Linked DNA regions of Mus musculus: region 2 is linked to region 1. The links are chromatin loops, found by intact Hi-C in ENCODE. Cell type or tissue: left cerebral cortex. All regions are shown on one strand. Each heading gives the region's core, and the rest is flanking DNA. Links, peaks and the distances in the headings are about the cores only. Region 1 overlaps Ap2b1 (adaptor-related protein complex 2, beta 1 subunit). Region 2 overlaps Taf15 (TATA-box binding protein associated factor 15).

Region 1 (16,375 bases), core at 4,836-12,835:
TCCCTCGCATCCTTTTCTTCTGGAAAAGATTTTGCTTTCGTCTCAAGGCACACATTTGAACCATGTTAGACAAGGGGCATTCAGAAGGAGGATAGCATCCCCATTTTTCTTCTTTCCTCCTGGGCTTAAGTTTTCCAAAATGTCCTGGCATTTCATAACAGTTGGGTGTAAGACTGTTGGGCTTCTTTCTTTCCGTATAATCCTATATTAATAAATTAACTTGTAGTTATTTAAATAGAAGCCAGAGGTGGATTTAGCTTTTAACGTTTTATTTCTGACAAGCTAAATTAATCTGAGGCTGCTGCTGTCCTTATGTTATGAACATCTGGCCAGCAATGGTCTTTATACCACTCATCCTTGTAAGCAGAGGTGACTGGAATGACTTTCTGCTTTAGAATTTACTGAACTCTGGCTAGTATTGACTTCATGTGCAAAGGAGGGCACAGTGGTCTTGCTAGTGCTAACGCTGGCTGCCATTTTCCAGAGAACCATTTGAAATTAAGACCTTATAATTTTTTTTTTCTGACTGTATTCTACCCAGCCTATTAATCTTGTTTCACTGCTGAGCTGCTCTTTTGGGGAATTGGAGGAAGGGAAGGCTGGAAGGAGAGAAAGGACTTCGACAACCTATATTTATCAGAAACTAGGTTATGTTAATCTAGATATATAACCTTGTACAGGGAGGCCTGGGAAAGGCAGTGGAGCAATGCTGTGGACTAGGACAAGTCCAAGGATCCTTGCCTTGCCCTGTGGCTGCTCTGTCCTTTAACAATGTCCCCAGGCCACACGATAAGTCAGTCAGTGACCTTTCAGGTTTCATGTCGTATAAGATTGTGTACGTTCAAATTCCATTGTGGCTTGTTTATTTCTAGGGATTTCCTGAAAAACAAAAATTTGCCCCAGTAAGATTGAGTTTTGAAGCACTAGGCAAGTTGAAATTGTGTTTTTCCCGTTCTCTTGTGGCTTGTGTGTGTGTGTCTTATGTGTGTGTGTCTTCTACTATAGGCATCAGTGTCTATCCGGCAAGTGTGGGGGGCTTGGATTAAAAAATAGTTATATGTCATTGTGAGTTGAAAGTCACGGGGACATTAAAGTTCTGTCATTACCACCTCTTCTCCTTTTAATTAAATACTTAAAATTCATGCAAGTATATAATGTGTTTCGATCCAGGCCATCCCTGCCCCCATCCTTCCTTTCTACTGTTGCTTTTGTTTAGACTATTTTCATTTTTCCTTGTCCCTCCCACCCCCTTAAAGCAAGGATAGACTGGATACCTTTTTTCTTTGCCTGTATGATGGTGATTATTTCATCACAATTATTGGCTATGGTGTCAGTTAAATGAGTGATATATTTACCTGCTTTTTTTTTTTCCTTCCTCTCCCCCTTTTGATGATGGAGATGTCTTATACCTGCTAGGTAAGCACTTTAGCATTGAGCTATATCCCTGGTCCAAAATGCCACTGAAGATTGAGCACAGGATTTTTCCTATATTAAGCAAGCCCTCTACTACTGGCCCTTTATTTATTTATTTTATTTTTATATGGGTATTTTGACTGCACGTAAGTCTGTATACCACTTGTGTATTCAGTGACTTCAGAGGCCAGAAGAGGGCAGATGGTTATAAGTTGCTAAGTGCATGGCAGGAACGGAACCCAGGTCCTCTGGAAGAACAGCTAGTGCTCCTAACTGTTGAGCCATCTCCAGCCTTATTTTATTTTTAAGATAGACCCTCATTAAAATTTCCAGACCTACCTCGGGTTCCCAAGTAGCTGGTTCTCTTTATCTCTTTTTCTTAGAAAGCAGAGATTTTTGATTTAGGATATATGTTGCAGGCTTCTTTTTATTATTTTATTCTATTTTATGTATACAGGTGTTATTTCTGTGTGTATATGTCAGTGTACCATGCGTATGTGCCCAGGGAGACCAGAAGGTGTTGGATTCCGATGAGTCTCTCTGTTGGGTGCTAGGAATCGAATCATACTAATCATGAAATGTGTAGGCTGCTAATAAAGCCATGCCTTAAGGTGATGAACAGAGTTAGAATTTCATGTTATCTGGATACGGTGGCACAAGGCAGAACCAGGAGGATCCCATGTGTAGGAAGCCAGCCTGGTCTTTACAGCAGGTTTCAAGATTGCCAAGACTATATAGTAACGATCCTATCTCAAAGGAAAAAAAAATATATATGTGAATGGGTAGATATGAGAGCTTTAGAAAACAGAATGCTTTCATGCATTTTTCCCAAATAAGTGGGTGAAAAACTTTCAAACAAATTTGTCTTTAAATCTTAGGTTTGAAGTTTTGATGCTTCGTGGGATTTTAAATGGTATAACAGCGTTCTGTAGAAACAGTAAAGGTTTTGAGCCACAGCTGTGGTCTGCCAGGCCCTAGTAATTGTTTCTGTACATTAGCGTTTCTGTTTGCATATGTAAACTCATAAATAACTTAAGATTTATATCACAAGTCTTTAAAACAGGGTCTTACTGGCTCGGGAATTCATTATGTAGATCAAGCTGGCCCTAAACTCAGATCTACCTGTTTATGTGAAGAATTCCTAGCCAGGTGCGGTGGCTCATATCTGTAATCCCCCAGCACCTGGCAGGTAGGGGCATGAGAAACAGAGTTAAAAGTCATCTTTAGGCACATAGCACGTTTGAGACTATCTTGGGCCCCATAATACCTGTCTTTAAAAACAAACAGACAGACAGAACCATGTGTGGTTATGTTTGTAACCCTAGCACTCTGGACAGAGGCAGAAGAAGCGGACCTTTGCAAAGTTATGGCCAATCTCTTTTATATAGAGAGTTTCAGGCCAGCCAGGGCTACACAGGGAGATGCTGTCTCAAAAAGCACAGGTATCTCAGGGGTTAAAAGCACTTGCTGCTCTTGTAGAGGCCCAGTTTCAATTCCCAATACTCAGGTCAGGTGGTTCACAACCATTTGTAACTCTAGCTTCAGGGTTCCAACTCCTTCCTCTGGCCTTAGTACAGGGGCACACACGCAGGTGTACACACATACACATATATAAGTCAATAATAACAAATATTTAAAAACAAAATTTCCCTAATTTGTCTGTGTTTTATTTAATTTATGCTGTGAATGGATTGATTAGAACATTCTCTGAATTTTTGCTAGAAAAACATGAAAACTTTAATGCAAGTCTCCATGTAACAAATATGAAAACGCTTTTTGCATCCTACATGGTATTCTTTTGTTTTGTTTAAAGATTTATGTATTTATTATATGTAAGTACACTGTAGCTGTCTTCAGACACCCCAGAAGAGATTCAGTTATCATTACAGATGGTTGTGAGCCACCATATGGTTGCTGGGATTTGAACTCAGGGCCTTTGGAAGAGCAGTCAGTGCTCTTAACCACTGAGCCATCTCTCCAGCCCCCTACATGGTATTCTAATACTTTCATTTCTTTCCTTTCTGTTTTTTGAGACAGCATCTTTATGTAGTCCAGGTTCACTTCAAAGTCACTGCTATGTTTAGGAGGAAGATCTTGACCTCTTGGTCTTCCTGTCTCTATTCCTGGTGCTGGGAGTAAGGAGGCTCATTTTTCTGAGAGCCATTTTGCAAATAATATTTAATAGGTTGGCAGAATTTTTCTGCTTTTGGGTTTAGGCTGCTTTGAAGTCCATGGTTTGAATTGCTCCATGCTGAGGCAGAGAAGTAACTAGACTTTCCTGATTAGAAATCTTTCAAACGAAGCCTTTGTCTTAAATGTTTATGTATTGTCTTATGTAACGTCTTAAATGTAAGATGTATTTTCAAAGGTGTCAGGCTTGTCCTTGGAGGCTGCAGAGCCATAGGAGTTGAGATTATTGCCCTAGTCCATTGCCCTTCAGACTTCACCCCTTGAAGTTCCTTGAAGCAAGTTGCAGTTCTTATTTCCCGTGCTGCTTGAACCACAAATGGCAGTGGCAGTGGGAAGAAGCTACTCATTTTGTTTAAAAGCAGAAATTCTTAAATAGAGATGGTCTCAAAATTTGATGTCTTGCTGGAGACATGTAATTGGGTAACAGCATTCTTTACTCTTGCCCTAGGTTCACGCTAAAGATCCAGAATCATGACTGACTCCAAGTACTTCACAACCAATAAGAAGGGTGAGTAGGGGAAGCCTGTGAGACCTTCAGACTGTGCAGTTCAGTTGCTGGGTTAGACTCCCCAAGTAGAGTGTTCTGACGTCTTTACACTTGCGTTTGCAGTCTCCCTGGGAATCTGATGTTTCTACAAATAACTGTATTTTAATACATTTATTGAAGTGTAGGGGACTTTACATGCTTGCTTTCTAGTGCTGGGGACCTCTAGAGCCTTGCACAGCCTGGTGGGTGCTCTGCCATTGAGCTACACCTCTCGCTCTTGGCTCGATTTATCCCATTTGTGGTCAGTAATAGAATACTGGCTTTTACTGAGTGTGGGCTTACAAACTAAGGATTCTTCTTGGGAAAATCTAACTTCCCCAATTGTTTCCACGTGGCTCATTTCTAGAAGTATGGCTGGTCCTTCTGTGGGAGCTAGGTTAGTGTCACTGTCCTCAGCTTACTAGGCCCCCCCGCTGAGCTTGCTCTGCTTCTCAGAATCAGAAGTGTGTGCTTTTGGACCCAGCAGGTCTTCTGTTTGCTGAAGTATTCTGGGCCTGGCACCAGCTACTGTGCCATTTATCACTCTTCTTTTCAGTGTCTTGGCCTGCTTTTCTGGTGTATGTGTCCTCTTCTCTAGTGGCTAGCATAGAATTTGTCTTTGTTTGCCTTGAAGTATTTCCTGGTGCGTTTATCTTCAGACTTAGCTGAGTCTGAAAGTGTATTGTGCACATTTTGCTTAGTTCTTTAACACCAGTGGAGTTACTGATTAAGTACCTGATTTTCACTTAAGTCAGAGTAGGTACACAGGGTTCCAAGTAGTCAATCTTGGTTTCTAAATGACATTTTTCAGCCAGGTGGTGGTGACAAATGCCTTTAATCCCAGCACTTAGAGGCAGAGGCAGGTGGATCTCTGAGAGTTTGAGACCAGCCTACAAAGCCAGTTCCAGGACAGCCAGGGCTACACAGAGAAACCTTGTCTCAAAAAAAACCCAAACCAAACAAAACAAAATGATCAGAGTAATGGATATTAACCTAATGAGTATAATCAATACATGTGTGACTATATTTAGTATAAATTATAATTTAGGCAAGAGTTATGATGCTAAAGTTAGTAAGTGGGAAGTTTGATAAGGAACAGGGCATTGATTGGGTTTCAAAATATCTTTAAGCAAATTACTAATTACGATGCCGGGTGTGGTGGCACACGCCTTTAATCCCAGCACTGGGGATGCAGAGGCAGTGGATTTCTGAGTTCAAGGCCAGCCTGGTCTACAGAGTGAGTTCCAGGACAGCCAGGGCTATACAGAGAAACCCTGTCTCGAAAAACTACCAAAAAAAGGGCTGGTGAGATGGCTCAGCGGTTAAGAGCACTGACTGCTCTTCTGAAGGTACTGAGTTCAAATCCCAGCAACCACATGGTGGCTCACAACCATCCGTAATGAGATCTGATGCCTTCTTCTGGAGTGTATGAAGACAGCTACAGTGTACTTACATGTAATAAATAAATAAATCTTTAAAAAAAAAAAAAACTACCAAAAAAAATTACAGAGATGAAACATATTAGGTCTTTAATGTCAGACTCTAGCATTCAGGGAGCTGGAGAGACGGCTCAGCGGTTAGAGCACTTGTGTGTGCAGAGGCCCTTGCTTTGATTCCCAGCATCCACACTGTAGTTCACAACCATTTATAGCTCTGGTTCCAGGGAATCTGGCACCCTGTTCTGACATCTATGGGTACCAAGCAACACACACACACACACTTAAAAAACCAACAAAAATGGTATGTAGAACCTTAATTCATTGTTGACATCACCAAAACCAGTCAGAGTAACACCGTTTGCCTTTTGATGTGATGTTTTATGAAGTTATCTTGCCAGCATTTATAACCTTATTGCGATTCAGGAAACCCATGGCAAATTGGAGGCGCTTCTCATAATAAGGGCCCTGTACATCTTATCATGACATAGCACTTGGGAGGCAGAGGTGAGTGGATTGCTATGAATTCAGGGCCAGGCTGGCTAGTCTACATAGTTTCAGAACAGCCAGGGTTTTTAAGACCCTATCTTAAAAAAAAAATCTTATTATAAAAATAAATTGCTTCGAGGACATGACAATAAGTGTAATACTTTTTTTTTTTTAGCATTTTTAATTAGTTTTATTTACTCACATCCCAATCGCAGACCCTCCTCTTCCCCCAGTTCTCTCCTCACACGGCCCCTCCCTATTCCCCCCTCCCTTCTCCTGGCACAACAAGTCACTGCAGAGTTCTTAAGCTGAATGCTGCCCCAGAGGTGGGATGGGATCGGAATCAAGTTGCTATAAAGGGCATTGAGCTGGTGGTGGTGATATATTGATGTTTTAGTATTAATTGTTTAATATTAAAATAAGAAAAGTTCCTTATCCTTAAAAACACAAGTTACATATTCAAGGCTAAAGAGGCATAATGTCTGCAACTTATAATAGTATGAAGAAAAAGATCTGTGTGTATGTAGAGAATTATAAAGCAAATGTCACAAAATCATAACTGGGGAATATATACAGTTTGAAGATTGATTTTTTCAACAAGTGTGTGTTGCTTACAAGGATGTAGAAGGCCCACAGCTGATATTAGAGGATCTCCCTTTAAAATTTTTTTCATTTATTATTTTATTTAACATATATGGGTATTTTACCTGCTTATGTGTCCGTGTACCACATGCATGCCTGGTGCCTATGAAGGCTGGAGGAGGACACCAGAGTCCTTGGGAAGTGCAGTTAAAGTTGGTTGCAAACCTACCAAGTCAGTATTGGGGTCTGTATTGGCTAGTTTTGGGTCAACTTGACACAGCTGGAGTTATCACAGAGAAAGGAGCTTGAGTTGAGGAAATGCCTCCAGAGATCCAACTGTAAGGCATTTCCTCAATTAGTGATCAAGGGGGAAAGGCCCCTTGTGGGTGGGACCATCTCTGGGCTGGTAGTCTTGGTTCTATAAGAGAGCAGGCTGAGCAAGCCAGTAAAGAACATGCCTCCATGGCCTCTGCATCAGCTCCTGCTTCCTGATCTGCTTGAGTTCCAGTCCTGACTTCCTTGGTGATGAACAGCAATGTGGAAGTGTAAGCTGAATAAACCCTTTCCTCTCCAACTTGCTTCTTGGTCATGATGTTTGTGCAGGAATAGAAACCCTGACTAAGACAGGGTCAAATTCAGGTCCTTTGGAAGGACAGCCAGTATTCTACCTTCTGGGCCATCTCTCCAGTCCTTGTTCTGATTTTTTCTATGTAATCTATTTTATTTAGTGTTGAGATAGAGTCTTACCATTAATTAGCCGGGTTGTCTTAGAACGTGTGATGTACTCCAAGTTAGCGTGGAATTCACTCTCCTGACATACTTTCAAGTGCTGGGATTGCAAATATATATCACCATGCTAGACTGAATAGTGAGTTTTTAAAAGCTCTACAGATTTTTTTTTTTTTTAATATGTAGCCAACTCTGAAAACCAGTCTTAGCTGCTAACAGTGCTTAGTAGATTTGACTAGTGAAATGAGTGGGGTTGGGTAATAAAATATGGCACATGCAAGATACTTTTCCTAGTGTTTGTCTTTTGATTTATCCAGTTTCTTCTCTATCTTTGTTGTTTACACCTCACAAAAACTATCAGCCTGCTTGTCATGGTGGCATATGCCTAGAATCTCTGCACTGAGGAGGCTGATGCAGGATGCTTGTGAGGCTAGATTGAGCTGCATAGCAAGATTCTGTCTCAGAATCAAATGGCCACCAAAATGGCTCATCCAGTAAAGGTGCTTGCCGGGTAAGCCTGACAACCTGAGTTTGAGCTCTGCAGCCCACTAAAGGTGGAAAGAAAGAGCCAGCTCCTCGAAGTTGTCCTCTACCCTCCATTCACTCTCACCCACACATAGATCTCACGCGCACTGATGTGTACACAGACACACTAGTAAGAGCCACACCGAAAGAGCCATCAACTCCTTGTTGATTTATTCCAGATGTATTTACGTTTTCCTCTGTTAACACTTTCTGTGCTTTGATAACCAGCATACTGTCTATAATGACATGGGAAGGTTTTGTTGTTTCATTTTTGAGACAGGGTTCTTTGGGTGTCCTGGGACTCACTCTGGAGTCTAGGCTGACCTTGAAGATTTTCCTGCCTCTGCTTTCTCTAAGTGCTGGGATTAAAAGCACACGCTTGGCCTTTTCCTAAAAGTTGTTTTAAAACTCACCTAATTTATCAAACCCTTTCTTTCAAAGGGTACAAATGACATTTATAAAAGTTTGGGACGTACAAATTAGTCACAACTAATATGCTTTTCAAAAATGGATAGACTGTGTTCCTTTTGCTTCCTGTACCGCCCACCAGAACCGCCTCTGGAGCAGATTCTTTAAATTTATGCTGGGTTCTGGAATAATTTCAGTTACATCCTGTTTCAATTCTGCAGCTCCTCGTGCTGCTCTCCGTTCAATTCAGACTTGTGAATCCCTGCTGTTTGCCCTTCACTGTTCCAGAAGTAAATGACAGCAGCACACAGCTCAGTAAAAAAGAGACTGACTCTTTAAAGGCCTGGCCTTTCTGCCAGTGTTATTTTTGTAGTTGTCAATTAAATGGAATAGTGATTTTTTTTTTAAGCAATTTGCTTGCCTACTGGGGATGGATATTGATAAAATCAGCTTTTATGTGCTCCATTTTTATGTCTCTTGTCGATATACTTCCTGTCATGGGTTTCAGGGAGATCACAGAGTGGTCAGAGTGGTGGATGACGTCAGGGTAGAATGATCATTGAGAGCAGTCTGGAAGGTGGTGGGCAAGGAGGCAACAGTAGTCAGGTTTAACAGACAGATGGAAAAATGGTTGGAGTGATTATATACCTGTAATCCCAGCAGTCTGAAGACAGGCAGGGTGGCCTGAGACAAGAGGCTAGCTTAGTCTACATTGTGTATTCCAGGCCCTTCAGGGTTACATAGCAAGGCCCGATTGCAGACAGAACAAACAACAAAAAAGGTAGGGGTATCCACAGAAGGAAGAAATGGGAGTAGGCATGACCATGTATGTGGTGTGGGGAGCCTTTCTTTCATTCGACCCTCCTTCTGTCTGATGAGAGTTGTTGCCTTTTTCTTATGAAAATGATGGTGTGGGGTAGCCCTCCTTCCATTCTCCTCCTCCTTTGTCTGATTAGGCCTTTTTCTTTTATCCCTTGTGTTCTAAAGGCAGATGAGGCTAGACATGGAGCCTTAAAGTAGTGGTAATAATCTTTGACACTTCTTGAGTAGTCGTTCATAACTGGGTCCTTAGAAATGTCCCTAGTTTGTATCATTTTAAGCTTCATTCTTCCTCCACCTTTTTGCTTGTTTTCTGAGACAGGATCTCATGTAGCCTCATCTGGCCTGAAACTTGCTAAGTAGACCAGGCTGGCCTTGAACTTATGGCAGTCTACCTTCCTGCCTTTGCCTCCTGAATGCTGGGATTACAGACGTGTGCTACTGTGCTGGGCCACATTGACTTTCATGGAATTCAATTGAATTGACATTCAAATGATTGAGGCTGAGACCTTAAAGCCAAATAACTTATTAAACTACTCACTAGGGTAGTGCTTTTTTCCCATATTTATTTTATATTCAGTGTGTGTGCGTGTGCACGTGCGCGCGCACACATACACACACACACACACACACACATGCCATAGTATATGTGGAAATCAGATGACAGCTTTCAAAAGTTGGTTCTGAAGCACCTTTAACCATTTAGACATCTTACCAGTCCATATATATATTTATTGAGAATTTCATACATAAGTAATGTATTTTGTTCATATCCAGCACCCACTTCCCCCTCCAGTTCTTCCTATTATGCCCCCTCCCAACTTCATGGCATGTGTGCATTTATTTATTTATTTATTTATTTATTTATTTATTATAACACACTGAATCTAATTAGTGCCTCCCTCATGCCCATTTTTATGGGACCTTCTAAGAGCTTGGACAATCTGCCAGTGGCCACATCACCAAAGAATAATGGCTTTCTCCCTCCCAGCTGCCATCACCTACCATGAGCTCCCAAACTAGGGCTTGAGCCTTGTGAGCCCCTCCCCCGTCCCTGCTTTAATATTGGCTGGTTTGTTATCATGCACATAACCATAGGCACGGTGAGTTAATGGATGCAATGGCTACCTCATGTACAGAAACAGCCTTTCACAACCCTCCTTCCTACACTCCATGTCACACACTGTCTCCACTGTCCCTTCCTCTGTGATGGTCTCTGAGACATGGGGCAGGTGAGGTAGTTGATACAGATGTTCCATTTAGGACTGGGTCACTCACTTATTCTCAGCACTTTGAATAATTTTGACTCTGCATTAACCACTGCCTAATTGGAACAAGCTTTTCTATGGAGGTTGAGAACAACACTAATTTGGGAGTATAAATGTATATATGTAGAAAGCAGTTGGACAACATGATCCTTCAGCAGATAACAGTGATAGATAGCCCACCGAGGCCTATAACCTCCTGAGCCATGGGCTCTTGACCAGGTTTCCAGTACTGTATTAGTTTCTTTTCTATTGCTGTGACAAAATAACATGGCCAAGGCAACTTATAGAAAGAAGGGTTTCTTTGGGGCTCATGGTTCCAGAGGAATAGGAGTGCATCCCCATCATGCCATGCAGACAGGCAGATGTGGCACATGTGCAGCAGCCGAGAGTTCACATCCAAATCCACAAACAGAAACAGTAGAATGACACCTTTTGAAACCCCAAAGGCCCTCCCTGAGCGACACACTTCTGCCATCAAGACCCTATGTCCTAAGCCATCCCAAACAGTTGTACCAACTGAGGACCAAGTATTTAAACATGTGAGTCTATGGGGACATTTTCATTGAAACCATCACAAGTACCAAGCATGAATCCCCTCCTGTGAGTGGACTTCCAATCCTGTTAGAAAGTGGATTATTACCCCCTACCAGTCATGCTACTATAGACTGGTGATTTCTTTTTCTTTTCTGACTTAACTGTACTTGTACATTAGGATAACCCACGAATTAAGAGCTCTTGACAACCCAGTTCATTTGGTCCAGACTGGATTGATAGTTTTGATCATTTCTTTGTCTGGTAAAATAGCTTAGTAAGGAAAAGTGTTTGCTATCCAAGCCTGACCATCTAGGCTCTATCCCTGGAACCCATATAGTAAAGTTGCATGTGGTGTTGTATGCATCAGTAATCCCATTATTCCTACTTCAGCATGGGATACAGACAGGAGAATCATTCAGAGTATACAGCACAGCAGCAGAAACAAGACATTTTAAGAAGGTCTAAAGAGAACCAACTCCCAAAAGTTGTCCTTTAAAGCAATTATTATTTTTATGTATATGAGTGTTTTTCTGCGTGGACATATGTGTGCCTGGTGCTAGCAGAGGCAAGAGGGCATCAGGTTCCCTGGAACTAGAGTTAGGAACAGTTATAAGCTACCATATGGGTGCTGGGAACTGAAGCCAGGAAGTGAATGCTGGGCCTTGGAGTCACGGCTCAGCAGTTAAGAGCACTTGTTCTTGGAGAGGACCTGAGTTTAGTTCCCAGCACCCACATAGTGACTCACAACTCTCCATAACTTTTCCAGGGCGTTCAATACCCTATTCTGCCCTCTGAGGGTACCAGGGATACATGTGGTGTGTAGACATACATGCAGGCAAAAAAGTAAAACACGTAAAATAAATAAATCTTGAGAGGGGTGGGGGATGCTAAGCCCAATTTTGTAAGTAATAAACTGTGATTTTTGAGCCTAATTTATTAGTCTGTTAAGTTGTATCTCTATTAGTTTGTAAACACTGATTTCCAAGCCAGCTCCCTACTTTCATTTATTTTCTTCTTAGGTCCTTAAAAGTCTGCTATTCCTAAAATACTGATCCTAATGCTGTTGCAGTGAGGTTTTCTTTTTCTTGCTCTTATGCTTTCTAAAGTAGGGTCTGTGTGGCCTTTTAAAGACGATGATTTAAAGGTTTAGGACGTGTTGATGGGGTCTTTGTCGGTGGGTCAGTTAACATTCTGGGGCTTTGAATTGCACATCTCTTATAAGTTTAAAGTAACCTTACTTCAGTGGCTGCCTTGTCATCCTGATGGTATTTTATATTGCAATATTCTGTCTGTACTGTAGTCCTGAAACCATCCCTATTTGCTCTCATCTCTTTTAGGAGAAATTTTTGAATTAAAAGCTGAACTCAACAATGAAAAGAAAGAAAAGAGGAAGGAGGCTGTGAAGAAAGTGATTGCTGCTATGACCGTGGGGAAGGACGTGAGGTAGGGATGATTCTTGCCCCCCTATGGACAGTCAGCCCTTACAGCTTTCCTAGACGCTGCAGACCCCTGAGGTAGCCGCTTGAGAGGCTGAGGCAGGAGGATCACTTGAGCCAGATTTGGACATCTACCCTGGGCAACATAGCACCAATGTCTTGAGAAAACCAAACTTGTGGAACCTGTGGAAATGTGTTGTTGCTCCATTGTAGACATCACAAGGAAAAGTACACACTTTTATATTATCTCTGACCTAAGTTGCTTGCTTTTTAAATTTTTGTTGCATGCAGATATAGCATAAACCATCTCTAGTCCTGGCACTGTTACAAATTTATTGCTGAGGTAGTTTTAAAAGATGATAAAAATATGCTGAGCTCACATATCCCTTTTCTTTTCTTTTCTTTCCTTTTCTTTTCTTTTCTTTTCCTTTCTTTTCTTTTCTTTTCTTTTCTTTTCTTTTCTTTTCTTTTCTTTTCTTTTCTTTTCAAGATTAACTTATTTATATGAGTACACTGTTGATGTCTTCAGACACACCAGAAGAGGACATTGGATCCCATTACGGATGGTTGTGAGCTACCATGTGGTTGCTGAGAATTGAACTCAGTACCTCTGAAAGAACACTCAGTGCTCTTAACCTGAGCCATCAGCTCACATACTCTAATTGGTTTAAGTCAGTGCTCTTAGCTTTGCAGCTCTATATTCTGTTGTTGGATTCAAGGTGGGAGCCAACATTCCCTTGACCATTATTAATTTTTGCTTCTGTGACTAGTGAGCTGTTTAAAGTGCAGGCTCCACAGTCTATAACGCCCTCTCAGATCCATGAGATAAAAGCTGTTTTTATAAATCTTGATTCTCTTTTCCCCTTTACCATTCTGAGCTTTTCAGTGATGGTAAGAATTGCCACCACCTTACCGTGAATCCAGGCAGTGGTGCTGGCGGGGAGAGTCATTCTCTTTTTCACTCCAAGAAAAAAAGAAAAGAGCAGTTCATTCATGACTCTTGTTCATGATACAGTAAAATTGTATTTTATCAGATATAGGTATTTTGTTTATTTATGTACGTGTGTGTGCCTGTGGAGGTTAGAGGACTGCTCTCGAGTCTGTTCTCTCCTGCCACCTGAGGTCATCTGGCCCATCCTGCCAGCAGTTTCCCTTTCTTAAAAAAATGTGTGTGTGTGTGTGTGTGTGTGTGTGTGTGTGTGTATGCCTGCATATGTGCCTGTTTGTGTGTGTGTGTGTGTGTGTGTATGTACACATATACTGAAGCTGTGTTTTTATTATTCTGTGATTAGGGTACTGGAGAAATGGCTCAGTAGTCAAGAGTAATTTGTTGCTCTTGCAAAGGACCTGGGTTCAGTTCCCAGCACCCAGGAGGTCCAGTGCTCTTAGTACCTTCTTCTGACCTCCTCAGGTGTCAGGCATATATGTAGTGCACATACATACATGCAAGCAAAACACTACTGCAAATAAGATAAAATAAACATATAGAAAACAATATCCATTTATTTTAAAAAGACACTAAGCTATTTCTTTATTTTCCAAGTCCTATATTTATATGAAGCTGTGTTTTCTTCTTACACATCATCTAAAACGTTCCCCAGCAGAGGTAGTGACATGAGAATCCAGCTGTGTCAACTTAAAAAGGTGCTATAGAGACTTATGAGTGTTTAAACAAGGGGCTGATATGGTTGCTCAGTGGGTAAAGTCATTTTCTGCAGAGCCTAATGACCTATTTTAGTCCCCTAAACCCAGCAGAGAAGCACTTCTGTCCTGTCTCAGACCTCCACATACATGTACAAACCTTGAATCAAATGTAAGACATTGCCATCTTCCTCATTGATAAAAATAACACTCACTTTAAAATAACTTATAAAATAGGCTTAAGATTTATTTTATTTTATCTTATCTTTGAGACAAAGTCTATTATGAAGTCCTGGCTATCCTGGAACTCACTAGGATGGCCTTGAACTCAGAGATCCATCTGTCTCTGCTCTCCACATGCTGAATTAAAAGTGTGTTACTATGCCTGGCTTATGCTTGTTAATTTAAGTGGATTCTTGGTCTACTAAGTCTAAAATATTTATTATTTTGGCCTCTTAGAAAATTTTATCAACCTTTGAATTCTGCATAGCAGTAGCCTAAGCTAACATGTGAAACAGGACTAGCAGAAACCTACTTCAGGACATCAGGATCTTTGGAGCATCCTGTCCCACTGCTGTTATCTGGGTTTCTGTTGCTTATAGGGACAGCTCTCAGCTTTTTGGTCTCAAGAGCCCTTCCTTCAGCATCCACTTTCCCCCAGATCTCCAGAAAACTTTTGTTTATGTGGGTCATACTATCGTCATTCAGAAAGGAAAAACTGAGAAAATTTGGAAGTGTTACTCCTCTTTAAAGTAATGACCATAAACCTTTGAAATATACTACAATTTTCCCTTGTTGGTACTGGGGATTGAACCTATGACCTTGCTTATGCTAGGCAAACCCTTTATTACTAAACTCCTTCCCAGCTCTCTTTATTTCAAGAGAGAGTCTCACTAAGTTACTGAGGCCAGCTTTGAACTCTTCATGAAGTACAGACAGGACTTGAGCTGGCATCTTCCTTCCTTAGCCTTCCAGATGTTGGGGTTAAGCACGTACCAGTGTTCCAAGCTTTAGTCTTCTTGTGTGGGCTGTTAGCAGCACTTAGGACTGCTAAGCGCATATTTGATAACGTTTTGTAATCACTGACTGGTGCTGCAGCCACTCTGCATCTGCATGTTCTCTTAGACAAACAAAAAACCCACTTCTGAGAGAGTTTCAGTTCTCTCCATGTGTATGAAACTATACCGCTAAGCAAATAATTGCCTACTCTCAGAATAGAAGTCAAGAGGTTCATTGGAGATTTGATGGATTCTTTTTGAATTTGCAGCCCATCTTCCTTCTTGTAAATACTTTCTATTTTTAGAGCAGAGAGATCGCCTAGTCACCTGAAATCAATATCCAGGATCCACATGATTCAAGAGGAGAAGTGACACTCAAAGTGGTCCTCTGACCTCCACCTGACATGCCGATGCACTTACGTAATTAAGAAAACATATCATGTTTAGGACGGAAAGCATAGCTTCTCTAGTCTGCTTTTTGTGTGGACAAGACATGTACTATGTGAAATATACTAACAGGCATTTTTTTTATATATGTAAGATATGTAGAAATATTTAGAATCTTAAAGTATTTTAATAAGGGAAGGCTATTTGCTAACTTTATAGTTAACTTCTGGTTTTTTGTTTTGTTTTGTGTTTTTGGTTTTTTTTCCAGACAGGGTTTCTCTGTGTAGCCCTGGCTGTCCTGGAACTGACTCTGTAGACCAGGCTGGCCTCAAACTCAGAAATTCATCTACCTCTGCCTCCCAAGTACTGGGATTAATTCTGTTTTTTAAATATGACTCATTTTAGAATCCAAACTTGGAACTTCAGTCCTTTTATGCTAATGATGCTACTTTGTGAGTGTAGTTAGACATTTCTTTTTCTTTCTTTCTTTCTTTTTTTTTTGAGACAGGGTTTCTCTGCGTAGCCCTGGCTGTCCTGGAACTCACTCTGTAGACCAGGCTGGCCTTGAATTTAGAAATCCGCCTGCCTCTGCCTCCCAAGTGCTGGGATTAAAGGCGTGTGCACCATGCCCGGCTTAGACATTTCTTATAGGGAAATGGTAAATTATGAAAAGATGGCTAGTACTTGGGAAATGAACAGACCGTTTATATTTGACTATGCCCCATTTTGTAAATGCATAATACTGAATACAAGTAAATATATCCATAAACTCTATTACAAGGAAATCAGACACCTTGGAGAAATGACTGATTCCAGATCTTGATTAAGGATTTCAAACTTGGGCTGGAGAGATGGCTCAGTGGGTAAGAGCACTGACTGCTCTTCTGAAGGTCCTGAGTTCAAATCCCAGCAACCACATGGTGGCTCACAACCATCTGTAATGAGATCTGATGCCCGCTTCTGGGGTGTCTGAAGACAGCTACAGTGTACTTAC
Region 2 (16,375 bases), core at 2,904-10,903, 180 kb after region 1:
ACAAAACACGGAGTCATCAGGAGGGTAAGGAAACAGTGAACTATTGAAATTGTGTCAAGCATATTTGCCTTTTTAATTTCTAATTAATTATTTTGTGGTGCTGGTAGTAGAACCCAGGACTTTGGGTATGCTATGTAACTACTCTGAGCTATGTGCCCAAATCCTTTATTTTGCTTTTGAGCTACTTGCTGCACTTACCTTTAAAAGAGAATATATTTTTCCTTTATGAGTATTATGTGTGTATGTGTACCATGTATGTGCTTGGTGCCCACAGAGGCTAGAGGTGGAGAGTGGAGGCTAGAAGAAGGCATTGGATCTCCCAGAACTGGAGTTGCAGGTGTTTGTGAGCTACTGTCTGGATGTTGGGAATTAATTCTGGGTCCTCTGCAAAAACAAGTGTTCTTAAACACTGAGCCATCTTTCTAGCCCTCTCTCCCCTTTTTTATTTAAATTAGTATTTCACTATGTATCCATGGCTGGTCTAAAACACTGTGTAGGCCTCTATAAATGAAAATAACTAACTAGTAGTATTTCTTAATGGGGCTTTTATTGTGCTTTGTTTGATGGACTTATTCCACATTCCCTTATATAATTGATCCTCAGACACCACTATGAAACAGTATTAGTGGTAATTTCCATTTTATAGACATAATGAAGGTTAAAAGAATATTAGACTGAAGTCTCCAGTGGCTTCTGACTTCAGTGACAAGTATTTTACGTGAAATTTAAATGGCACTGGAGAAAGAGTTCTGAGGTCAAATTATTGATCTTACAGACAAGAGTGCTCTGAAAAGTAGAAAGAACATATAGAGGAATAATATCTGGAAACCATGCTGCATTAGGAAAAACACCAAGTCTTATTAATAAGTGTAATCCAACGGAAAGTGCTTTTATAAAGGCTATATATATTTGATAGCATGAAATACATGTAAAAGCAGAGAGAAATATCTTTGGTTTTGTTTTGTTTTTTTAATGTGTTTTTCAAAGAGACAGGGTTTCTCTGTGTATCCCTGACTGTCCTGGAACTTACTTTATAGACCAGGCTGGCCTCTAAGTAAGAGATCTGCTGGTCTCTGCCTCCTATTCCTCTGCTGAGATTAAAGGCATATACCACCATCACCTGGTGAAGAAATGCTTCTTTTGGTCACATAAATAGTTAATGTTCACCAGGCGGTGGTGGTGCACGCCTTTAATCCCAGCACTTGGGAGGCAGAGGCAGTTGGATTTCTGAGTTCGAGGCCAGCCTGGTCTACAAAGTGAGTTCCAGGATAGCCAGGGCTACACAGAGAAACCCTGTCTCGAAAAAAACCAAAAAAAAAAAAAAAAAAAAAAAAAAAAGTTAATGTTCATACTATAGATGCTCATACTATAGTTTTGTGGTGCTTTGATTGGGAATCGGAATAGATTGTTGTGGTATTCTGTAGAATTAGGAATGACTGTTAAGAATGGAGGCAGCTCTGCCTAAGCTCCGTTTTTTGAGACCCCATAGTCTTCATAGCTTAGGTTGGCCTTAAGGTCATTATGTTCATATCTTTCTGGTACCAAAAGAATAGCCATCATGCCTGGCTACTAATAAAGACATGATGTTGAAAGGAAGTGACATAGATCCTTTCAGTATAACTAGTAAGAGAACTCATCACTTAGTGACCGTGTTTGTAGAAGAATCATACATATCATTGGTATTTTGGTAGTTATCCTATGTTTTTCTTTTAACTCAGAGAAGTAAAAACTAGTTACTTTGTTCTTGTTTCTGTTTTTGTTGTTGTTTTTCCCCAGTGTAACAACTTCAGTTTTCCCTTTTGGCATCTTTTTAGTGATAGTGAAATTGTCTTTAGAAGGCATTCCATTGGTAAATTTTTATAGATAAAAGAGCCAAATAATTACCATGAGAAATAGTAGTAGATACTGCTGAGGCTTTGCTCTATAGTGTTCCTTTTATTTTTTTATTCTTTTTTTTTTAATGTGCATTGGTGTTTTGGCTGTATGTATGTCTGTGAGAATAGTAAATCTTAGCGTTACAGACAGTTGTGAGCTGACGGGTTGGTGCTGGGATTTTTCTTCTTAACTCCTGAGCCATCTCTCCAGCTCAATATTAGTAGTGTTCTTTAACTTGCTTCAGCAAACATAATTCTGTAATTTTTCATGTTCTTTCTTGATTTCTGTTTAGTCAAGGTGGAAGAGCACCTTCATATGGCCAGTCAGACTATGGTCAGCAAGATTCTTATGACCAGCAGTCAGGTTATGATCAGCATCAAGGCTCATATGATGAGCAGTCCAATTATCAGCAACATGATTCCTATAATCAAAACCAACAGTCTTACCATTCACAAAGGGAAAACTACAGCCACCACACACAAGGTAAGATGATGACCTCTTTTTCATCATTCCTTCACAGAATTATCATTGGATTAAAACACCCTTAGACTTTTACTTGGTGATAAAAATTTGGCATGACTGGAAATAGATTTCTCATGGGCAACGAAACTATTACTAGGGCTGGGAGATGGCTCAGTGGGTAAAAGCACTGACTGCTCCTCCGAAGGTCCTGAGTTCAAATCCCAGCAACCACATCATGGCGGCTCACAATTACCTGTAATGAAATCTGATGCCCTCTTCTGGTGCATCTGAAGTCAGCTACAGTGTACTCATATATAATAAATAAATCTTGGGGGAAAAAAACTATTATTAGATTTTTCTTTTTAACTTTTTGGAGATTGTCATAAGGTTGTGTGGTGACTTTTGGTTACTGATTCCATTTCTCTTAAATTGATGCTGTCTCTTAAACTGAGCAGTTGACAATGCTATTGTCAGGTTTTTTGGTGATGGTATACTTGATTTAGGAAAGTTAACCTATGCTAGTCTTCTCTAATCTCTTGTAAGAAGAAACAGTCATTAATCTCTCTTGTTCCATAGCACTTCATATACATTACTGATACGTAGAACTCAGACCACACCATGAAAGGCAGTGATTGAAGGGCAAAGTTTTTTTGTTTTGTTTTTTTTAAATGCCTTCATTGTCTACATAGGACTTGGCTCCTAGTAGGTGGTCATGAAACATTTTTGCTGGGAAAAAAATTATTTTGGCGATGATAGGAATTGAATTCCATGATCTTTCTATGTGTAGGGCAAACATTTCATCACTGAGTTATATTCCTAGCCATATTGATAATAGAGTCAATGAGTAAAAATCATTACTGGATATCTTTTCTTGGTTTGAAAAGTGTGTAGTGGCTGTGGTTTTGCAGGCCTGACCTGTGCTTGAATTATTTTTAATATCTTTGAGGTGAAGGAAATAAAATTAGAATTCTGTCTTTAGTTTATTAATCCAGATTTTTAGTTTAGCTTAAGTAATTTTATTTGCTGTCTTATTTTTTAGAAAAATGGAATTTCATGTAGATGTAATTCTTTTTTTTTTTTTTTTTTTTGGTTTTTCGAGACAGGGTTTCTCTGTATAGCCCTTGCTGTCTTGCTGTCCTGGAACTCACTTTGTAGACCAGGCTGGCCTCAAACTCAGAAATCCGCCTGCCTCTGCCTCCCAAGTGCTGGGATTAAAGGCGTGCACCACCACCGCCTGGCTTGTAGATGTAATTCTTAAGCACATTGAATTCCAGAAAGTTATGCGATGGCTTGCATTTTGGTGTATTTCTTTCTTTTCCTGAAGGACATTCTATGTGTCTCAGGGAGCCATTTACAGTGATACTGTTTAAAACATTTAATCAGAAGTGACAATAGTTGCTGGGTATGGGGACATGCAGCATAATTCCTGTATGGGAGCTGGACAGGAGAATTGCTACTTAAACTCAAGAATTCAAGATCAGTCTAATAATGTAGGGTGACAATTTTTGTGTGTTACATTTTTCTTTTTGTAGATGACCGTCGTGATGTGAGTAGGTATGGAGAAGATAATAGAGGATATGGCGGGTCACAGGGAGGAGGTAGAGGGCGTGGGGGATATGACAAGGATGGAAGAGGTCCTATGACAGGATCAAGGTAAGTATTTAGATTACATTTTCTCTCTATTAGTGTTTTCCTTATTTTATTCTGCCATTTAAGAGGCTTTTAGAGATTATATTGTAGAAAGAACAGAAATTAAAACTTTATTTTCTGGCTTTTTTATGTCATAAATCATTTCATAAGAGGCTATATTGATAAATACTGAAAATTGTAAAAAAAAAGGCTATATTGATTATATTATAAATGGTGTATGTTAACTTAAACACCATTAAAGCTCCTTATCTTTGCTATGATTAGATTAAATTACTTGATTGGTTTTCCTGCTGGAGCTGGACTCAAAACTCCTTTAAAAGATACCTTTGGAAATTTAGTGTCTTAACCAATACAAAGGTAAATTAATCTATACGAAAAACAAATAGTTCCCTTGGGTGGGGAAAGTATTAGATATAGACTATAGAAAGGTGGGATAGACATGTAAGAAAGGTTTAATACATGTCTCTACTTAAACATAATTAATGAAATAATTGATATATAATATTCTGTAATTTTTCTGGTTGTAGCTGTGGTATGTGAGGCTTTTCATTTCTTGTTGCTATTTTTAAAGTATTGATGTTGATTTCATTTGTTTATGACAGGTTATAAAAGCTGATTTTAGCATAATTTAAAATACATCCGTAGTTAGTGCTTTGGTCTTAAAAATGGAATGAAAAACCAATTGGCCTATGTTCTGAGATGAGATTCATAGATTGTAAATTTGTACACAAGCTTTAAAATAATTTGTGTTTGCTGAGAATTGAAAGTGTTGGTGGCCTGCTACTGATATTTTATGATATAGCAGTAGCAGTTCAGTTCTGTGATATGAGAAACAACTAATATACAACCATTGTAAGTGCTCCCCAAATTTGCGTATATATCTGTTTTAATATACTATATGCTTTAATATTATGGAAATGCCAAAGTTTGATAATTTTGAAAAATTTTGTAAGAGTTTAAAGGCTTTTGAAAAATTTGACATTAGTTTTTTGATTGAAAGTCATTTTACCAACATAAGCGATATTGTACATATCTTCATTAGTTGGCATTAGTTTTTTGATTGGTAGTTAATTTACTGTACCAAGATACTGTATTTTCATTATCAAAAGAGCAGTGTGCCACCAGTAAAGTGAAATAGTACTTACTTTTTATCTAGCCTTTCCCCAACCTAAAATCCCTGAAATAACAAAAGGTAGATACTTAACTTTCTAATGAAGTTGTTTTAGATAACTGGCTGCTTGTAATCCTATAAATGTTACATGTATCTTAAGTTTAATTTCTGCATAAGGAAGTTACAATCTAATACATCATGTATTAAAACTGTGACTGTTGCTGGGTGTGGTGGTGCACACCTTTAATCCCAGAACTAAGGAGTCAGAGTCAGGTGGTCTCTGAGTTTGAGGCCAGCCTGGTCTACAAAACATGTCCAGGATAGCCAGGACTGTTACACAGAGAAACCCTGTCTCAAAAACAAACCCATCTTAGAACCCCAGAGTTGAAAGGTTGTTATTGATTCTTCCCTAATGAGGAAAACAGCCTGGCTTCCTTTTTTTTTTTTTTTTTTTTTAAGACTTATTTATTTTATTTATATAAGTACACTTTAGCTGTCTTCAGACACACCAGAAGAGGGCATCAGATCCCATTACAGATGGCTGTGAGCCATCATGTATTGCTGGGAATTGAACTCAGGACCTCTGGAAGAGCAGCCAGTGCTTTTAACCATTGAGCCATCTCTTCACCCCCTCCATCCCCCCTTTCTTTTGAGAACAACGTAATTTCCTGGCAATATATCGGAGTTTAATTTGTAGCTCAGATACTAGCTGATAAACTCAGTTTTTATTTTTAAATCTTTTTTTTTATTCATAGAAACTTTTTTTTTAAGATTTATTTATTTATTATATGTAAGTACACTGTAGCCGTCTTCAGACACTCCAGAAGAGGGAGTCAGATCTTGTTATAGATGGTTGTGAGCCACCATATGGTTGCTGGGATTTGAACTCTGGACCTTCGGAAGAGCAGTCGGGTGCTCTTACCCACTGAGCCATCTCACCAGCCCCTCATAGAAACTTCTTATACAAAGAGTTTGTGCAGAAGCCTGCTATTTATTAGGTCAAAATCATGCTGATGTTTAAGTGGTGGTAAAAAGAGAGATGGAGCGATTTTAGTCTTAACTACTTCCTTGTCTCCCATTATATTAGGTTTTTACATAAACCTGTTTAGAAATCTGGGCAGCTATTTATTTTCTGTATTGAGTTGTCAAGGTTTGATTGTTCTTTTGGTGAAAGGCAGATGGTAAGTGTTTTAGGCTTCAGCCTTGTCCTTGGAGCACCAAAGTAGGCATAAATGAATGTAAACAAACCTGTCTTTGTCCTTATAAAACTTTATGAATACTGAAATTAGATCTCTGTGCTGGGTGCATGCCTTTAATGTCAGCACTCCAGAGGCAGGCACACCTGAGAGTTTAAGGTCAAGCCTGGTCTACACAGAGTTTCTGGACTTCTTTCTCTCTGGGGGTCAGGGAGGTGGACCCAAATAAACAAAAAATAAAAATTTCATGTACTACAATATTTTTTTTAAAGATTTATTTATTTTGTTTTTGTGTGTGAGTACACTGTCTCTTCGGAGAGCACCACCAGAGGGCATCAGATCCCATTACAGATGATTGTGAGCCACCATGTAGTTGCTGGGAATTGAACTTGGGACTTCTCTCTAGAAGCAGAGTCCGTGCTCTTAACTGCTGATCCATCTCTCCAGCCCCGAGCTATTACATCTTTAAGATGTGCCTTTTAGCTTATCATTAGGTATTAGCGTTGTGAATTTGACTATAAATGCCCACTTTCAAGATTCATTCCTTCCTTCCTTCCTTCCTTCCTTCCTTCCTTTCTTTCTTTCTTTCTTTCTTTCTTTCTTTCTTTCTTTCTTTCTTTCTTTCTTTCTTTTCTTCTTTCTTTCTTTCTTTCTTTCTTTCTTTCTTTCTTTCTTTCTTAAAACACACTTGGTTTTGTGCTTAAATACCAAAATACACAGAAATTTTAGTCGTCAGCACCACTATTTGTGTTTCTAATCATCTTACTCAGGTTAAAACTTTTAACTATGGGATGTAGAAGGCTAGGAGGGACACAATGGTTTGAAGAGTACCTGGCATTAAACAGATTAAAAGAGGGTCATAGTTTGAGAGTGAGGGTTGGGTGTGAGTGTGGTAAAGAATGGGTTGTTCTTATTCTATGACTGGTTGGCTGGAGGAAGGCTTAATACATAAAAAGAAACCATTGACTTAATTTGGAGAGAGATATGTGAAGTTCATAGGAACTATAGGAAATGCAATTGTTGAAAAGAATACTGAGTTTCTTACTGTCCTCTGACATTGACATCTTAGTGGGCTAGAATCTAAGATAAAAAATGACTCGGTGCCTTTTAGTTTTAGCAATGATTACTCTCTTGTAGAATATCTCTTTTTCATTGTTTGTATATGATAGAGTTAAATGATTCAAGTTCTTAAATGTGTATTCTAAGATTCTGCAATTTTATTTTCTCCTTTTTGCAAGAGAATTTAATTAGCAATTAAAAATATGTATATGTACAGCTAGGTGTGGTGGTAGTGTCTGTCTTTAATCCCAGCACCTGGGAGGCAGAGGTAGGCGTGGAACTACACACAGAAACTGTCTCAAACAAAATATGTGTATGTCCTGAGTTGGAGGTAAAGTGGTAAAGTAGTAACTGTGCTTTAGCATGGTTAAAACAGTGAATTCTGGCCAGGCTGTGGTGGCACGCCTTTACTTGCAATACTCTGGAGGCAGAGGCAAGTGGGTCATTATGAGTTCAAGGCTAGCCTGATCTACAGAGTGAGTTCCAGGAAGTAAACCATCCTGTTGAAAAATGATGTTCAAGTTGATTGAATCATTCACATATGCCATTGTTGGTCATTTCCTCTCATTCCCAAAATGTGTGTTCTGGATTTATTAGTATAAAAACTCAAGCACAGAGCAAGGTTTTAAGGTAATCCTGCACTTTATGTGAGTTCTAGGATAAAAGATCCATACAGAATTAGAGCTTGAGCAAAAGTTGCACTGGTCCTGGGCTCACCATATAAGGTGGTGGTATGGTGTATGACTGCATTGTCCTGTGGCTTCTTAGGAATTCTGTCCTTCAGTAGAGACATGTGGTCATTGGGTTCTTTGTTTGTTTTAATTATCAGTTGAAAGCTGAATGTGAGCACTTGGGAGAATTGAAGTGAGTTAGAGGCCAGTTTGGGGTCCCTTGTACCAGGCCTGCCAAGTTATATATAAAATGAAAGACTGTCTACAAACGAAAAATACACAAGCCCCTAAAACAAAAACTCAAAGGAATAGTATGCTTAAGAAATTTTCTTTTTTAACTTTTTATTTCTTATAACTATCTGGGTATTCATTCTTCTTGTATGTAAGTTTGTATACAATATGCATGCATTGCCCATGAAGGCCAGAAGAGGACATTGGATCCACTATGAATTCTCTGGAAGAGCAAGGCAGTGTTCTTAACCATTGAGTTATCTTTTCTGCCACCAAAATTTCCTTTATATTGAATGTGTCTTTTCTAAGTATATTATGACATCACATTGAAACCTCCAGGCTACCCTAGAGTCCTCTTTTCATTGTGGTTTTTGAATTTGGAAGACCCATATCTTCATAATCTTTTAAGTTTCTTTATGTGGGGATACTGAGCCAATTAAGTTGAACATACCTATGTGTCTTAAATATCCCTTAAAATGTTCTTGGGGAGTTCTTTATGTGTACTTTTTGCTTCTATGTCTGGGATTGAAAACAAATTTGCAACATTTTGACATAGTTGTTGAAATATTCTTCTGTCTTAAATTGCTAGCGAGGCCTTAATATGTAGAAGAAATGACTTTGACTTAACTGCAAGTTTGAAGGAGAGACTATCCACAAGAATATCTCCCTTACTCCTTGAAGTCTATTTCTGTAGTTAATACAGTAAATTTCCTAATAAAGGAATTGTAATATAGTTAATATAAAGCTTACTTAGGGAGTGAGAATGATTGAATGACATTTGAATGTACAGGTAAACATTAGGATGGTATTTCTTAGACTTAAATATATATAATGTGTTACATGGGGATCTTACTAAAATGCAAATTACCATTTTCTGCGAAGCTCTTGGGCTATGTTTATACTTATACTTACCCTTTGAATAGTAAGGGTATAGGACTGAGTTTTGTAAAAAAGGAAACTCAGCCTTAATGTTATATATCCTTTTAGAGGATGCATCTTTTAAAAAATACTTTTACTTATGTGTATTTATTTTTTTGTAAATATTTGCCATGTGGTGGTGCCCACAGACAGAATAGAGTATTGGATCCTTTGGAGCTAGAATTGTAGGCAGTTTTATTGCAACCACTGAGCATGGGTGCTGGGAAACTGAACTTGGATCTTCTGAACGAGCAGCAAGATAACCATTGAGTCATCTCTATCTTTTTTTTTTTCCTTTTAAACAGTTAACCCCAGCACTTGGGAGGCAGAGGCAGAGGCAGGTGGGTTTCTGAGTTCGAGGCTAGCCTGGTCTATAGAGTGAGTTCCAGGACAGCCAGGGCTACACAGAGAAACCCTGTCTTGAAGAAAAAAAAAGAATGGAAATGAGTCTCCCTTACACATAACACTGTATATTTTTCTTTATTGTGGGCCAGATCAGCTGTTTTTTGGACAATATAGCAATTAGGGTGTAAACCCCCCCCCCCCCCCGACACACACACACACACACACACACACACACACACACAACCCCCCCCCCGACACACACACACACACACACACACACACACACACACACACACACACACGGTTTCTCTGTGTAGCCCTGGCTGGACAATATAGCAATTAGGGTGTAACCCCCCCCCCCCCGACACACACACACACACACACACACACACACACACACACACACACACACACACACCACACACACACACACACACACACACACACACACCCACACCCACACCCACACCCACACCCATGCATGCATGCACCATATACAAGGAAAAAAGTTTTAAGAAATGTGGGCTTGATATTTTAATTCTTGTCTGTCACTGGGGTTCTAAGGTTCATTTTTGAAGGAACCTTGGTTTCTAATACAATTTTCAAGGGGCTTGGAAAATAGACCATTTAAGCAAGCATGAGACCCCAGTACTGAAAAAGAAGGGGAACATTTTATTTTCAACAATTTAACCTCTGCTTGTTTATGACAAATGTACTTTAGAGGAGGAAGCAAAAGCGTTGTGGTAAACTTTATTTGGGGGTTTCTACCCCACCTTAATCATTTAGTTCCAAATAAAAAAGACACAAAACCTTTATGTTTATAATAAGCCTTAAAGCATTAGAACTGGGCAGATATCAACCCTCTGCTCTTTTGTCTACTTTCCTATCAGTAAACACCCCCCCTCTCCAAATACCATTTGCAATGTTACACCTGGGCCACTCCTACCGCCAACAGGTGGGCCTTCATGGCTATGCACTCAAGTTATACTTACCCCATGGCGCTTTCTGCCTTCTTTCTGCTCACTCCTAGTGGACTCTGTCTCAGACCCCAAGCCCAGGAACCTAAGCTTACTACTACCTCTTTTCTGCCCAGCTACAGGCTGTAGGCATCATTATTCAACAAGTAGTTTTAAAGAGCAAGATTTGCATAACAAAAGCTGGTATACTTGAGAATTCACTTGTCTTGAGGCAATGACCTTGGGATAGAGAATTTAGCAGTATCTTACGTGGCAAAAGGCCAAACCTCAACACAAAAGGATCAGGAACTCAAGTTCATCTTTATCTAGGTAGCAAATTCAGGACCATCCTTATCCTGTCTCAAGAAACTAAAACCAAAATAGTAATGAGTAGCTTCTCTTTCTTAAAGAGGTAGCAGTGATAGACCTTTCAGTTAAAGTACAGGGAAAGTTTAGGTACTGTGCTAAAACAGTAATTTTAAATACAAAGCTGTATTTATGAAGGACTTCAGTTTAGTATGGTCTACATAGCCTTGAATGAACCTTATTCTCCTGCTAGAAAGAAGGGTTTTCTGGGACTTATACAATTTAAAAGCAAATTAAAACACTTGTGTCTGTCCTAAGTTGATTGCAAAGCAAAATGTTTTTATGGTAGTGTAATTAAAAAGAGAAAGCTTTCTTATTTAGTTAGTTTTAATTGGACAATTCAGAAAAGCCATCTAGAGTTGGGTAGTCCCTAGAGCAGAGGTTTGTAAGCAGATAATAAATAGGTTAGCTGCTAGGATCATGATAGATGAGCAGCAACTCAGATATAATCTGAAACTGTTAGTTCCTTATCAGCACTTGTGTTATAGAAGGTTTTCACTTGAGAATTTTGGGGTCTTTTTTTGTTTGTTTGTTTGGTTGGTTGGTTGGTTGGTTTTTTGTTTTAATTACTTGGTTAGCATGAGCTGCTTAGATTTGTTACATAAAACCTTATGTGTACAAGGATCATTGACTTAACTGACAGTATAAATTTGTCAAAGTCATTCTGTGGCTTTGCATCTTTCACATATTTTGTTGGTTTGGTCTTTAGACCATTTGGCAGCTTGAACCTCTGCTGTGATAGGAAAAGATCTCATATTAAAGTGGATCATGGAGAGAAGTTTTGAGTTTAGCTTTTTTTTTAGTCCTCACTTTTTATCAGTCTTAAGTTTAAAGTTTTAAGACTATCTTTATTCAGACTCATTTTTTAAAAAAGTTTATCCCTTTAAAAATTAATAAAATCCATAATTTAATATCACAGCAGAATCTGTCTTCAAGTTTTTACCTTTTCTGTTCTGCTATCAAAGTCTAACTTTACTTTTTATTCCTCTAGTCTTTTAGTTTTTTCTTTCTTATATTTAAAAATAGTCCTAATACTCTAATTTCATATTTTTCATGCTGTGCCTGCAGCTTTAAGTTATGGTTTGAGTAGTAATCTTTTGGCTTGGGGTTGGGAAGATGAATTTTTTTTAACATAAAAAGTAATATTAGATGTGTTATAAATGTGAGAAGACAGCTTGTGGAAATAAATCCTTGGGAAAGCACTTAGATTGAATCATTGAACTCTGAAATGGATTTACTGGAAAGTTGGTGCTACTATTTTTCTAGGCACTCTACTTGTGACAGTTAAGTGTAGATTGAGCCCAGGGCTCAGCACATTAGAGACTTACTTAAGGAAGAAATCATTTCTTCAATTTTTCCTCTGCAGTGGTGGTGACCGCGGTGGCTTCAAAAATTTTGGTGGTAAGTGCTGAGTATCCCAAAATGTTTCAGTGGAAATGCTATATAAATCTAAAAGCCACCAATATCCCGCAGATGCAGTCTAAGCCCTTCTTACTCTGTTGAGGCTCGTGTGTTGTGTGCATTACAAAGTACTCTCTGTATACACTCTTATATCCAAGTACATATTAAAAGCCAAATCTGATCTCAAGTAGTCCAATGCGTTCTCTACACAGTGTATTGCATGAAAGAGTCTGTGACCGATGAATGAGGAATTCACTGGGTTTTGACAATAGGGTTTTTTTTCCTTTTATAAAGGTAGCTGACGTGGTGTTTTAAATTATTAGGGGTTTCCAATCAGCCTTACAACAGTGCTTGACAGAAGTGATACTAGAATAATAACAAAAGTGGGTGCTGTCTTGGACAAGGCTAAAGAAATGTTGGCATTCGTCTTGATTTCCTAAACTTTAAATAATAAACATTTATGTAGTTATTTTTAAACCTGTGATGGTTGACTTTCAAGGATATTAAGTTCTGACTTTACATGCTTTGGTTATTACCGTTTCCTTTTTAATTTCAAATAAGTTGTCTTAGACAGCCTTTCCTTTTCTTCTCCCATAGGTCACAGGGATTATGGACCCAGACCAGATGCTGGTAAGATTCTTGATAGTTTGGTTTCCTACCTCTGGAAGAGGAATTAATGTGTTTGGAGGGAGGTTTAATTTAATTTAATTTAATTTAATTTAATTTAATGGTGCTGCCAGATCTGGGGAATTTGACTTAAAATAATAATTTAGTGATCTGATTAGAAAGCTTGCTGGAGAAACTGCTGTGTTTGTGCTTTGTTGCTTGAAGAAACATTCAAATTTGTTCTGCTAATAAGCATTAATGCAGTCTAAAGAGAAATTTGTTATCTTAGCAATGTAGAGGTAAAAAGCTGTTTAAATCTTTCATTGAATTAGTTTTAATGGGCATAAGAAAGTTGTTCATGTACAAGGGAATTGTCTTTCTCCGGGTAGAAGTTACTAATTTTATGTAGCGTTTCATTTTTAGATGAATTAAAGGCTATAGACTTGCTTTTGGAGCCTTTTGAAAGTTAGGATTTAGAGGTTAAAATCTATTTGAGTAAAAATATTTAATATATATTGAAATCAGAACTTTTGTTTTTATTAAGATGCCAAAGTATTCTATATGGATGGCAATTTCTGAATTATCCCTTGATGGACTGAATTTTTATACAACTTTCTTACTTTGTTGTACTAATCCAAAAGTGTGCGTGTAAGGTAAGGTGTGTGTACCAGGTGCTCTTACCTTCTGATATATACAAGGCTTTTTGCAGTGAATGGGAAACCAGCAATTCTGCTTGGCTGGCTGGCTTGAGTGTCAAGTCTCCAATTTGGGGGAATTGTATACTAGAAAGCCTTTTAAAAGTATTGATTTGTCAGACGTATGACTATATAATTGAAAGTTCTTCAGAGAAAGGTATGCTAATTAACCTTCTTCATCTCTTCATGAGCTTTAGTCCTGGATCTGAAGAGTGATATTTTTAACATCGCCCTTTATTGGTCTTTATGTATTTCAGAGTAACCTGCACTTTACCTGTAGTTTTGTTGTAAGAATTGATCTTCCATACAACTACTGTGAACACTTTGCATGTTTATATAAGGCTATATGTTGGTCCTTATATTTGGTGCTTAGAAGCAGTCCATTACTAGTCAATAAATTGTTTTTGATTACCGAACAGGATGTAGTAATTTAAGGGATATGTTTATGAAATTGACCATAACTTTTCCTCCTTAGATTCAGAGTCTGATAATTCAGATAACAACACAATCTTTGTGCAAGGACTTGGGGAGGGTGTGTCTACAGATCAAGTGGGAGAGTTCTTTAAGCAAATAGGAATTATCAAGGTAAGTTAAAAGTGTCACATTGAAGATTTCATAATTGTTAATATTCACATAAGATACATACATTGCATTGTAAGTCTATATACCCTAGTAAGCATTATCTAAATCCTTTAATGCATGTACTTCCCAAAGTCTGTAGGCCTTTGCTAAGTGTCTTATTTAGCTTTCTATTGCTGTTATAGACTATTCTGGCCAAAAGAAACTTGAGGAGGAAAGGGTTTATTTTTTTTTTTGGCTTATCTTAGTCCATCATTGAAGGAAGTCAGGGCAGGAACTGAAGTAGAGACCATGGAGGAACACACTTACTTGCTTGTTTCTCATGGTTTGCTCAGCATGCTTTCTTAGACCATGCAGGATCATCTCTTCAGAGGTGGCAGTGTCTCCAGTGGGCTGAGCCCTCCCACGTCAGTCATCAACCAATCTGGTGGAAGCATTTTCTCAATTGCTGTCCTCTTTCCAGATGATTTTAGCTAAAGTCAAGTTTCCAAAAAAAAAAAAAAAAACTGAGGAGCATACTAGGTTTATTTAAAGTACATGAAGGTTTTATTTCTTGCTCATGTTTATCCTTGTTCCTGTGCTTAAGCTTTATTCTTGGATTCTGAAATGCAAATATATGTAAACTAAAGTTATTACTAACAACTTCTTATGCTTAATGTCTGCACTGCATTATTCCATTATCTTGTGATTGTTCTGTTGTTGTTCACTTAATTTCGTGCATGTACTTCCTACCTATCTTTAACTGAAAAGCAGCCTGTAGAGCAGGGCTACGGAAACAGTGGTCGGTCGGTGTTACTGTGTTCACTGGTCCTTGTTTTGGTATTTGTGAAATTACTTTTTTTTTCCTTATTGGCGAATTCCTGGGTTTTTTGTTTGCTTGCTTTTTTTTTTTTTTTGTTTTGGTTTGTTTGCTTTTTTTTTTTTTTTTTTTTTAATTTATACCTGAACCACACACAAGTTGAGAGCTTTTCTTTGTTTTGAGATAGGGGCTCCCACTGTGCCTGGGTTAGCCTCAAACTCAAAATCTTGCTGCCTTAGCCTCCTGAGTGCTGGGATTAGAGGGACAAGACACCATGGCTGGCCGCATATTTTTAATGAGTAGAACTGTCTTCTATATTCATCCCAGCCAAAGCCCAATGGCTATCTTAATAATAATGCATTGATTTTTATTGAAAGATTCTTCCTAGCCTTTAAATGTTTTACAAAATATGTATTTTTTTAACATTATCTACATTTGGTTTTTATGGGTTTAACTAAATTACACATAAATAGCATGCCACTTTTTAGGATTTTTGTTTTTTGGGTCATTGTTAACTATTTTTTGGTGGTTCTGGAGGTTGAATCCAGACCTTCAAATATGCTAGCTCTTAATAGATTTTTTTTTTCTTTTTTAAGTTCTGGCTATCCTGGAACTCACTATGTAGACCAAGCTGGCCTCAAAATATTTAAGATGAACCTTACCTTTGCCTCCAGAGTACTGGGATTAAAGGCATGTTCCATTACTGCTGGCTCCTGACAAAATTTTTATAGTTTTTCTCTTACTTCAGTATGTATAGTTTTCAATATATCCACACCTATAGATAATTTCATTTTTATATTAAATATATACTGTTTTGTAATATGGATGTAAAAAAAAATCTTTACCTGGCTGGAGAGGTGGCTCTACTGTAAAGAGCATGTACTGTTCCAGAGGATCTGAGTTCAGTTTTCAGTACCCATGTTGGGCTGTTTACCACCGGCCTGAAGTTCCAGTTACAGGGAATCTGACGGTTCTGCTTTTCTAAGGGGACTTGAACTCACGTGTACACCATATACATACATACATACATGCAAATAATTAAATATAATAAATTTTTGAAAAAAATCTTTACCCGAATGATTCATGGTTACTTATTCCTGAAATGCAACATCAATTTGGTCATTTTTTTTTTTTTTTAGACTAACAAAAAGACTGGAAAACCAATGATAAATCTTTACACAGACAAAGACACAGGAAAGCCAAAAGGGGAAGCAACAGTGTCATTTGATGACCCTCCATCAGCTAAGGCAGCCATTGATTGGTTTGATGGTATGCTCCATTCCTATATTTAAATTCATGTATGTGTTTGGGTGTTTTGCCTTCATGTATGTCTATGCATGATTTGTGCAGCTGGTGCCTTTGGAGGCCAGAAGAGGATATCACATCCCCTGGAAATGGAGGCATAGGTGGTTGTGAGCTGTCATGTAGGTGTTGGGAATCAAACTTGGCTCCTAG

Evidence for each region. A loop is a pair of places that touch in the nucleus more often than their neighbours do. Peaks named below come from ENCODE experiments on the same cell type or tissue, not always from the same donor. Only the 100,000 strongest peaks of a DNase experiment are listed, where the experiment ranks them.
Region 2: a loop joins it to region 1, with 3 times the contacts of the local background. A loop is called at or near these places in 2 of 42 quality-filtered maps.

Annotation. Positions count from the first base shown.
Region 1 is chr11:83,304,164-83,320,538 of GRCm38, forward strand. Ap2b1 (adaptor-related protein complex 2, beta 1 subunit) reads left to right here. Exons shown (of 22, transcript NM_001035854.2): 2 at 4,052-4,111; 3 at 12,257-12,362. The coding sequence starts at 4,075. Among named protein-coding and RNA genes, the nearest start is that of Ap2b1, 9.7 kb to the left of the region's middle. In left cerebral cortex, for the core only: no CTCF peak of the experiment used is centred there; a DNase peak (open chromatin) is centred at 8,506; H3K27ac peaks cover 1,618 bases.
Region 2 is chr11:83,485,056-83,501,430 of GRCm38, forward strand. It overlaps Taf15 (TATA-box binding protein associated factor 15), which reads left to right. Exons shown (of 16, transcript NM_027427.3): 5 at 1-24; 6 at 2,168-2,358; 7 at 3,870-3,990; 8 at 12,207-12,241; 9 at 12,839-12,871; 10 at 14,018-14,127; 11 at 16,060-16,189. Among named protein-coding and RNA genes, the nearest start is that of Gm32650, 19 kb to the right of the region's middle. In left cerebral cortex, for the core only: a CTCF peak has its summit at 6,612 (motif pointing right); no DNase peak of the experiment used is centred there.